Linked DNA regions of Mus musculus: region 1 is linked to region 2. Evidence: chromatin loops called from intact Hi-C (ENCODE). Cell type or tissue: left cerebral cortex. All regions are shown on one strand. Each heading gives the region's core, and the rest is flanking DNA. Links, peaks and the distances in the headings are about the cores only.

Evidence for each region. A loop is a pair of places that touch in the nucleus more often than their neighbours do. Peaks named below come from ENCODE experiments on the same cell type or tissue, not always from the same donor. Only the 100,000 strongest peaks of a DNase experiment are listed, where the experiment ranks them.
Region 1: it touches region 2 in a loop (8-fold over the local background); 5 of 42 quality-filtered maps call a loop at or near these places.

The regions. Positions count from the first base shown.
Region 1 is chr1:174,284,248-174,289,639 of GRCm38, forward strand. No RefSeq gene overlaps it. Among named protein-coding and RNA genes, the nearest start is that of Olfr419, 36 kb to the left of the region's middle. In left cerebral cortex, for the core only: a CTCF peak has its summit at 2,828 (motif pointing left); no DNase peak of the experiment used is centred there.
Region 2 is chr1:173,297,246-173,302,637 of GRCm38, forward strand. No RefSeq gene overlaps it. Among named protein-coding and RNA genes, the nearest start is that of Mptx2, 22 kb to the left of the region's middle. In left cerebral cortex, for the core only: no CTCF peak of the experiment used is centred there; a DNase peak (open chromatin) is centred at 2,265.

The DNA of each region.
Region 1 (5,392 bases), core at 128-5,127, 990 kb after region 2:
ACCAGAGGGCTCTGACATAATGGTTTCTTTGGTCCATTGATGGATGCAGAATATGATGGTATTCATAGGAGTTAATAAAAATAAAGTAAGAAGTGGAGCCTGTAAAGGAAGTAGGTCACTGGGCATGTGTCGCTGAGTGACGCAGACTATCCCCTTTTTGGGTCTCCTATCTGTGTGGAACGGGTCTCTTGTTGCAGGTGGACAAGAAGTCTGAGAATGACAAACAGAAGTGACACACGAGATTGTGTAGAATCTGAATGCAATTTGTCAAATAGAGCATCAGACTTTTTATACAGAAGAAAATAGGGAAGTTGAGTGACACACCAGCAAGGTACAAAGAGGTTACTGGATTCTTACACAAAACAGAGGAATGCAAACATGGAAGGACTTGCAAGAACCAACTGGGATAAAAATTCATTGTTAACAATTGGGATAAAAAACAGCTCCACCTAAGGTCAACTTAATCTTAGAAGCCAGGGGCAAGGGCTTCCTGCCCTTGCCATAGTTCCTATTCTAGTCTATTGTATAGTCCACCTTCCCCCTAGGCCATTGTAAATAATTGTGTATGGGTGTAACTCAGCCATCTATAGTTCTAAGTATCTACTCTGGTTCCTTCTTAGGTCACAAATTTCCTTCTTCCTAGATGATGGTAAATTCCTGCGTAGGGCAGTGACTTAGCTATCCATGCCCAGGGTTGGATCAAGGACTGCCTAGAATCTAATTTAGCTATATGTCAAAAAAAAAATCAATCCTTAGGAGCACCTATAATAAAGCAATATTAAGGGAAAGCACACAGATCTGTTTACCAACTAAAGCAAGGACATTGGAACATTTGTTATACAGGATGCCACCGTTCCAGGAGACTAAGTTTCCGTGAACTTTTTGCCTCGGGACCAAGCCCAGGCCTGTCAGGCGGGTCACTACCAGAGTGGATGTAGTAGCTGAGGTCTATGCATTAACTCAGCACCTTAGCATATGCCTTCCTGTCTTCTATAGTTTGAACTCCTCAGGTCCACCACACTCTCCTTACTATGATGGACTCAACCTTCAAAGACCAAGAACAAACAAATCTTTCCTTAATTTAAGCTATATTTTTGTTAGATCTTTGTTCACAGTGACCAGAAAAGAAGGAATATACCTAAACAACACAGATGCATCTGTTATAATAAGCTTAACTTCTTGTATCATTATCGCCCAAACATAGAAAATAACTGCTAGAGTTAGGGACATGCTTTAAATTGTGCAAAGTAACCTTCCCATAAGTCCACTCTTTAGAAGGATCTGCACAACACAAACAGTTAAAACTGAATGTGTAAAGGACATAAAATATGCCTTTGCCATTGGGATCCAGCATCTAGTACTGCTGGCCTAAGGAGGCAAAACCCTAACATGTGTTCTAATAACACCTTTCACTCCTCCAGAGACAGGCTTCTTTATATGTCCTGCTCTGTTCACAAAATAAAGGGTGATTGTATACAAATATAATCGAATTGGTGGGTTATGGTTCTGTGAGATGGATATTCCCCAGCATGAAGAGAATTTTGAATAGCAGAAGCTCTGAAGAGCAAAAAACTAATTAATTAACTTGTCAAATTTGTCTTCACAGATAATGTGACTACACTCAATTCCTTTATAGAAGATTATCATTTCTTAGTATTGTCAACTGCCCATTTCCTTGCCTCCCCTAGCATTCCAATTAGAGATTCCACAGAGACTCACTGACTCACACAGGTTGCACTTGGCAGATGAGAATGCTTTGCAATCATAATCAACTCATATTAATGTTAAGTAAAATTATTTGTAGCCAATATAAAATGCATATCATTTTAAGTGGCAACATTATTTCTTTACAAACACATACACATTGAATATTCTAGTTATGAGTAATTTAATACTATTTTTTATTTTAAAATTTACTTATCATTATATATGTATGTATGTTTTATCTGCACATACTTCTATGAACCACATGCATGCACATCTGTGTATTACATTAGTGCCTGGTCCTCAAGGCCAGAAGAGGACATCAGATCCTCTGGAACTGGAATTACAGACAGTCGTGAACCTACACCGAAGTGCCCCGGGTTGAATCTGGGAGCTTCAGAAGAGCAACAGTGCTCTTGATGTCGAACCAGTGCTCCAGTCTCCCAATACAATGTTTTTGACTTTGTATGTGTGTAGACATGATTATAACACAGAAATTTGAGAGAGGTCTGAGGACAGCTCTCAGTAGTGAGTTCTGTCCTTCCTTGTAGGTTCTGAATATTAAATACTCAGGTTCTCAGGCGTGGTGGTAGGTGCCTTAACCTATAGAGCCGACTCATTTGTCCAAGTAATTGAACTTTAAAAATAATTGAAGTGATATTAGTAACGCTTTAAAATAGTAAAAATAAAATTTTAGCTTAACATAATTTTGACTTAACTGTGACATTTATTAAAGGTGGCCTTTGTTTGTTCTGTAATTGAAATATAAATAGTTAAGTATTTTGGAGTAAAAATAGCCATTTTAAGCATACAAAAGAAAATCTGCTGACCAAATATTTTATATTTATTTTAATTTGTATTTTAATACGCTGCTTTCATATTTTAATACATTGAAAGAAAATGTTTCTAAAAACTACATAAGTAATGAAGATGAATTCATAATTGTCATTAGTAAAGATAAGAAATTTGAGAAATAAAAAACTGGAGAGGTAACTCAGTCCTGAGAGTGTTTTCTGTTCTTTCAGTGGTCCTGAGTTCAATTCTGAGCACCAATATGGCAGCTCACAGCCGTCTGTAACTCCAGTTCCAGAGCTTTTGTTGCCCTCTTGTGGCCTCTATTGCCACTACTTCATGTGGTGTACAGATATACGTACAATAAAATGTAAAATAAAATAAAATAATAAAAATAAAATTTAAAAAAAATTTAAAGAGAAATTTGAGTTCACCTTTAAAAAACAACAAAAAGAGAGTATACATTTTATTTAAAACTATAAACAATACAAATACGCATGCTTCGAACCCACAAGACCTGTGAAAAATTGTGATAGAGGAATTATGTACATTTAATTTTAAAGGCTCAGTTTTTTTTGTAAAAATAATACATAGAAACAAGAAAAATATTCTTACTAAAACTATACCTTAATCAGATTCAAGTACATCTCTGTAACTTCCTATGCTTTGCTAAAATAAGAATTTAGTTGCTAATCAAAACAGTGAGAATGTAATAGGGAATTATTTAACTCAAATTTTCAATGTGAAAATACCATATTCATTTTTTTATGTTTCAAAAAGTCACGTTAGCAGAGTCAGAAAGTTTTCTGACTAAGGAAAACTAAATCTCTCAAGTGTTGTTGAATGAATACATTAAACATAGCTATCATATCTTTTCTGACATTATACAATTATTTTTAGCAAAATGGGATTTCACTTCAAACAATGTACCAGTGTAGGACTTTTAGTCCCAAATTCAGCAGATCCACAATATAAATGAAGTTGTCAGTGGAATTTATATCTCCGATTGTACTAGTGCCTATGACAGCCTATGGAGCAATTCAAAGTTATGTACATTTTTGAGGCCTACCATAGACAGAATAATTTGATGAAAGGCATATCAAATTCAGCCATAAAACCTCCACCAGACTCATGATGGAAATGCTAAGCACATCTTACTCCTAACAACAAAACAGATAGCTACTGTCATGTGCAAAAACAACACTAACAATGGTAGTAATAAAAATAAAAATAATTATATCTTAATTAAATTCAGCCTAAAAAAAAGAGAAGTTAGCTCATTAAATAAGTGGTGAGCCATGATGGTTAAATAATAGACTGATGAATCATTTATAGATTAATGTATCATCTATGCTGTCTCCATCATCTAATAAGAAATGGTGCTTACTGTCACTCATGTTAGCCAAAGTTTAGAAATGCTACAAGCTTACATCAATGTTCTTTAACAGGATAAAAAAAAATGTTTAATGTTTTAGAAAAAAATAATGTTCCTCTTAAATAAAAAGAAATTGTATGTGAAGCTTGCCATAAGTGGTATAACATTAATAAAAGAAATTGTACCTTAATGAGAATTGGTCCTCTTGTAAATCTCCCGCTCCACCTGTAGTCCCCACTTCGGGAGGTGCCACTCATAGGGACACACGACTAAGCGAGTTAGAGTTTGAGATTAAGCTTCAGAGGCTGACTAATGAGCTTCGGAAACTAAAAAAGATGTCAAAAGCGGAGAAGAGTAACTCTTCTGTAGTTCACCAGGTGCCGCTAGAAAAGGTTGTGAGTCAGGCTCGTGGGAAAGGACAGAATATGTCTAATACGCTAGCCTTTCCGGTGGTCGAGGTAGTTGATCAGCAAGATACTAGGGGCAGACATTACCAGACCTTAGATTTCAAGTTGATAAAAGAGTTAAAGGCGGCTGTTGTGCAATATGGCCCTTCAGCCCCATTCACTCAAGCATTACTGGACACAGTTGTGGAGTCACACTTAACCCCTTTAGATTGGAAGACTCTTTCTAAGGCTACCCTGTCAGGAGGAGATTTTTTGCTTTGGGATTCTAAATGGCGAGACGCCAGTAAGAAAACTGCTGCTTCTAACGCTCAGGCTGGTAATTCAGACTGGGATAGCAACATGCTTTTAGGAGAGGGCCCTTATGAGGGACAGACAAATCAGGTTGATTTTCCCGTTACAGTGTACGCGCAAATTGCGACGGCCGCATGCCGTGCTTGGGGAAGGTTGCCAGTCAAAGGAGAGATTGGTGGAAGTTTAGCTAGCATTCGGCAGAGTTCTGATGAACCATATCAGGATTTTGTGGACAGGCTATTGATTTCAACTAGTAGAATCCTTGGAAATCCGGACACGGGAAGTCCTTTCGTTATGCAATTGGCTTATGAGAATGCTAATACAATTTGCCGAGCTGCGATTCAACCACATAAGGGAACGACAGATTTGGCGGGATATGTCCGCCTTTGCGCAGACATCGGGCCTTCCTGCGAGACCTTGCAGGAAACCCACGCGCAGGCAATGTTCTCAAGGAAACGAGAGAAAAATGTATGCTTTAAGTGTGAAAGTTTAGACCATTTTAGAATTGATTGTCCTCAGAACAAGGGTGCCGAGGTTAGACAAACAGGCCGTGGCCCAGGAATATGTCCCCGGTGTGAAAAGGGCCGCCACTGGACAAAAGATTGTAAGCATAAAACGAGGGTTTTGAGCCGCCCAGTGCCGGGAAACGAAGAAAGGGGTCAGCCCCAGGCCCCGAGTTACTCAAAGAAGACAGCTTATGGGGCTATAAATCTGCTGCCCAGCCAACAAGATCAGTTCTTGAGCTTGTCAGGTCAAACCCAGGAAATACAAGACTGGACCTCTGTTCCACTGTCCATGCAACATTAACCCCAGAAGTGGGAGT
Region 2 (5,392 bases), core at 200-5,199:
GACAGAGGGCCAATGAATTTAGACCATGCCAACAGCTGGGTGTCTTCCGTTCAGGTACCAGTTCTAAAAGAATTCTAAGTGGCTATGGGAAGCAATTCATTTTAAATTCTCAACCCACAAACATTCAGAACACTGCCTCTCGATGTTGACCAGCCTCTTAGGAATGGGCCCTTCATTTTCTTTTTTCTACAGGACACCATTTTTGCTTGGTTTCATTTTGCTTTCTGTAGGTGGACTGTTAGCTCTCAGTCATTAGTGGGTCCTTTTAACAGGACTTATGCCTTACTACTTGCATTTAATGCCCCCATTTCCATCACTGTTCATAAAGTCTCCTTTCTTATCCCTAAAAAGTGGCCTTATTACTCTTGGTATGATGTTTGTCCTCTCCTTTTTCATTCCCAGGTTTTTATCCTAATTAAGCTTAAGTAGAAATACCTGTTTCCACCAATCTCTCTATCAATGCACTACACTTTGAGGACCATTTCTCTCCTATAACCTACCCAATTCTCTGTTTCCTTCTCGCCAGCAGAAGTGGGGGTGGGGATGACAATGTGAGTAAGCATTGGAGAATACCCAAAATGAAGTTGATAAAAGCCAGAAGGCACAATGCTGGTATTTTCCCCCACTGTAAGAGCAAACTTACAGGAATTGCTGATTAAACAACCATGTCCCATTCAGCTTCATAGTTAAGATAAAGTGGCTCCCATTGTTTGAGAGAGCTGGTTTCATATTATTGGGAATTTTCTTTTGTTTGTTTATATTGATAAGAAGAGGCAGTGTTACATACTGGTAGTAAAAGATTACAAGCTTTGCAAATGGGGATCTTAACTTTGATAGCATTAGAAAAGAGCTTTTTTATTAAATTCTTCTAATATTGCACGTTTTTAATATTTTGTTTTTGTTCTTGTTTTTTTGTTTGTTTGTTTGTTTGGTTGGTTGGTTTTTCGAGACAGGGTTTCTCCTGGTTGTCCTGGAACTCACTTTGTAGACCAGGTTGGCCTCGAACTCATAAATCTGCCTGTTTCTGCCTCCCAAGTGCTGGGATTAAAGGCGTGTGCCACCACCACCCGGCAAGTTTTTTTTTTTCCAAAACAGAACTTCTCTCTCCCCCTCCCCTCCCTCTCCCCCTCCCCCTCCCCCTCTCACTCCCCTCTCCCATCCTCTCACTTTCTCCCCTCTCCTCTGGTCCACCCCTCCTCTCTTGCTTTTTCAAGATAGGGTTGCTCTGTGTATCCCTGGCTGTCCTGGAATTCACTCTATACATCCAGGATGGTCTTGAACTCAGAGATCTATCTACCTGTGACTCCTGAGTGCTTTGCCTCCTGAGTGCTGTGATTAAAGGTATGAATTGTGTTTCTCATACAACTCCTGATCTAAGAAAAAATTTCTAAACAAATGTTACCAAACTTAATTGGAGTTGTCCTAAGCAAAAGCAATGAAAATTGGCATCTATTCAGTTGATCTTTGAAAATATCATATCTTAGAGCATTGGAGTATAAGGAAAATTTAGGTGTCTTCACCAGGCAAAACCCCTGGGCAGTTACTTCGAATAATTACTTTAGAAGCCTGAATGGTGCTTTGCTCAAAGTTTGTGTCCGATATCCAGAACCTCAAAATGTATCCTTTAGACTTGGAATCTACAGATATAATTTAGAGAAAGATCTAACAAGGAGATTTATACTACATTTAGGTGGGGACTAAACCTTACCTCACAATGTAGGACTTCTTACAAGACAGAAAAGAGTAAATACACTCAGAAAGAAAAGTGTGTGAAGCTAAGGATAGAGCTCAATGTATTCTCCATATAGACGGCATGTGCCATCCAGGACTTTCCGTGGAAGTAGGACCATCCATGCATACAGATTTCAGCTTCTCACCCATGGAGCCATGAGAGAAAACATTTCAAGCCATCAAACTGTGGTAACTTGTTATGATCAATTTAGAAAATGAGTCAATTTTCTTTATAGAATACTCTAGCAATAATTTTATACTTGAAGGAATCAAGTAAAACTGACTAAAGGGTCGAGAACTTCATTGATGATTTGGGGCTAGCTAGGGGTGGGTCCAGACATACTGGCTCTTTGGGAGTTTCTCCTTGGTTTACAAGGCATATATGACAAGTTTAGATGAGACAATCTAATTGTGTCCCCAAGCTTTCCATACTATTTTCAGAACAAGTACAAGACATCAGACCATGTAAAATGTTCTGTGCACAGACTTCTGAGAAAGTCAGGGCCACAAGTTACTATCTATATGTTTTTTGAACAAGTTAATTTTTCCTAGCGAATCTGGCCCAGTGTATGCTTCTGTGTTTCAACACTTCTCCAAATTCAGCTGGCTAGATTCCTCCTGATCTGAATAGCAAACAAAAATGTCAAGCCTTGAATCCTAGTGATCACCAGAAAGTCCCTAGGGATAGCCACATCATAAAGTAATCTCATTCTTTTCTGCCTCATTTGACTTTTAATTGAACAGTTATATGATTGTGTTTTGCCTTCTCTGATACCCTACAAACAACATTTCTGTTATAAATGTTTTAATGGATGCCAATAGAATTTGTAACGGGCATGTTACTAGCCTAAGTCCACCTTCAAATGACACTATCCCATTTCACAGCCAGTGTTGTGACTGACAACTTAAATATTGATAATTTCTCTTTTCCATCTCCAGATATTGCTGTCACTTTTGCAGTAGAGTACTAAAGTCACATAATATGTGTACTACTATTATGTTAAGTTTACCTTTTAGATCGTTCAAAAATAAGGAAAATACTTTATTTGAATCTCAACTGATAACTCATAATTTCCATTATACCTGAAGAAATGTTTTTAAAATTACTTTCAAGGACAATCTGTTGTTCAGTGTGTGTGTGTGTGTGTGTGTGTGTGATATGTATCATTTATGCACATACATGCAAGTTATAAGCCCTTCTGTACTTCTGAGTCTGCACAGAGGTTGGAGCAGGATATCTTTTGTCTTATTCTCTTTCTCCACCTTATCTCCTTGTGACAAAGACTCTCACTGAACCTGGAGCTGAAAGGGGTTTTCACATACAGGCTGGGCTGACAGCTCAGATCTCCCTGTCTCTGTGGTCACAGGCATGATGCTAACCTGCCCAGCTTTTACCTGGGTGTTAGAACCAACCCCAGGTCCTCATGCTTGTCCTGCTTGCAGAGCAAGCACTCTTACTGAGCCATCTCGCAGCCCTGTGCACATTTGTTTTAAGAAATGTTTACCTCTCATCTTTAAAGTGTTAGGGTGTTGTTGTTGTTGTTGTTGTTTGGGGGGAATTGTTGTTGTTTTTGTTTTGCTATATGTAGGTAACTTTCTTCTTTCAGAACTTAAGTATTTTTGTCTGACTCTCTTCCTTATATGGTTCCTGATAAGGTCTGTTTTAATATCATCTTCCTATATGGGCAAGGTGTTTTCCCTTGCTTTCACTCAAGATTTCTCCTTGTCTTTGAGGTCTTTCAGGTTGAATTACATTCTTGCCTAAACGCTTTGGAAGTTGCCGTGCTTGGTGTTCTCTGAGGTTAATGAATTATGTAGTTTGCAATGAACCTTGGGAAATTCCATTTTATTTCTTCAAATTTCCATTTTGATTTTTCTTCTCCTTCTGGTCTTCCAATTATACATATGTTACACCTTTTGAAATTGGCCCACAGTTCTCAAATGCTCATCTTTCTTTCTTTCTCTTTTTGCTTTTGGTTTTTTTTTTCTCTTTTTGCATTTCTATGTGGGTTGTTAGTCTATTTCATGATTCATGCTAACTGCTGCTTTTTCTAGTCACATACAGCCTATTCAATGAGACCAATAAGCATTCAGTTTTCCACCTCTACTACCTATCCTAAAACCAGTAACCTGGAAACTATAATATATACACAGAGGACCTGATGCAGACTTGTGCAGCCTGGTGAATGCCGCCCCAATCTCTGTGAATACTGCTCTAGTCTCTGAGTTCATATGAAATTTGCATATGCTGATTTAGAGGGCTTTCTTTCCTTGGTTTCCTCCATTTCCCCTGGCTCTAACACTCTTTCCACCTCCTCTCCTGTAGGGTTCTGTTCAGGAGAATTTAGTGGTCTGGGTATTTTATGCTTCCATGTAAATTGTAAGGTCTTTGTCTTTTCTATTTCTCTGAAGAATTTCATGGGATCTCACTGAATCTATAAATTACTTTTGATAGAATGGTCATTTTCACAATATTAAGTTTACCACTGCTTGAACATTGGGGGTTTTTCCATATTGTATCATCTTCCTTGACTTCTTTCATTGGAGATTTAAAGCTTTCTCTGTACAGGTCTTTTATCTACTTGGTTATATGTATTTTTAAATGTTTTATCTAGTTTAATTTTTAAGTCATAAGGGAATGGGATTGTTTCCATGATTTCTTTCTTATTGTGTTTGATATTAGTATATAGACAGGCTGGAGTTAGGAATGAAAGGATTCTAGAGATATGGATAGTAGAACCCAGGTGTTATAAATGGGGTAAAGGGAAATGGGTAGGAGATTTGCCTGGGGAGAAGGGTGGGAGGGTAAAATGGAGAAAGAGGAGATGAGGACTAAATAGCACTATGAAAGTTTGAAAGGCCATAGGAAACCTATTATTTTCTAACCTTTCTTAAATATACTTAGTATACATACTTTTCTTTTTAATACAATATTTATCCTTTTGAGAATTTCATACAAGGTATTTTGAGCATATTCACCTCCACCTAACTCTTCCCAAATACATTTACTTTACCACCACATTCAACATTCTCTTACAAAGACATTTATTTATATATTTAGTATTTTATGTGTACCCTCATGATTTTATGTGTACTACATGTGTTCAAGTACACACAGACATCAGAGGGCATCCTGTCCCCTAGAAAAGTAGTTACAGGCAATTTTACACTTTCTGATGTCTGCTGGGATATGAACTTGAGTCCTCTATAAGACTAGCAGCATTTTGTATTATTTAAATAAATAAGTAGAGGAAATACTACATCCCATGGCTCTATAGCCAGCATCTAAGGAACTTGATCAACACAAATACAGGTACTGTATGTTTTCATTTACATGTAGAATAGAATAGAAACAAAAAAAGAATAAAAACAGAGAGCAGAGCAGTGGTTATCAGAGGCCAGGTAATGGAGCCATGGTAAAATGTTGGTCAGAAAAGAGTAATACTTCAGTTAGAAAGAAGAAACCGTTGAAAATATTTGAGAGGGTAGAAATTTCAATGAGCTCATTTAATTCATTTTAGACATATGTATCATATCATCATTTTCTATCCTATAAGTATACACAATTGTACCATACCAACATCTAATAAAATGCAACTGAGCAATGGATACTCCCTATATGATCAGAATTTACCAAGGATTTGAGGTCAAATACACAAAA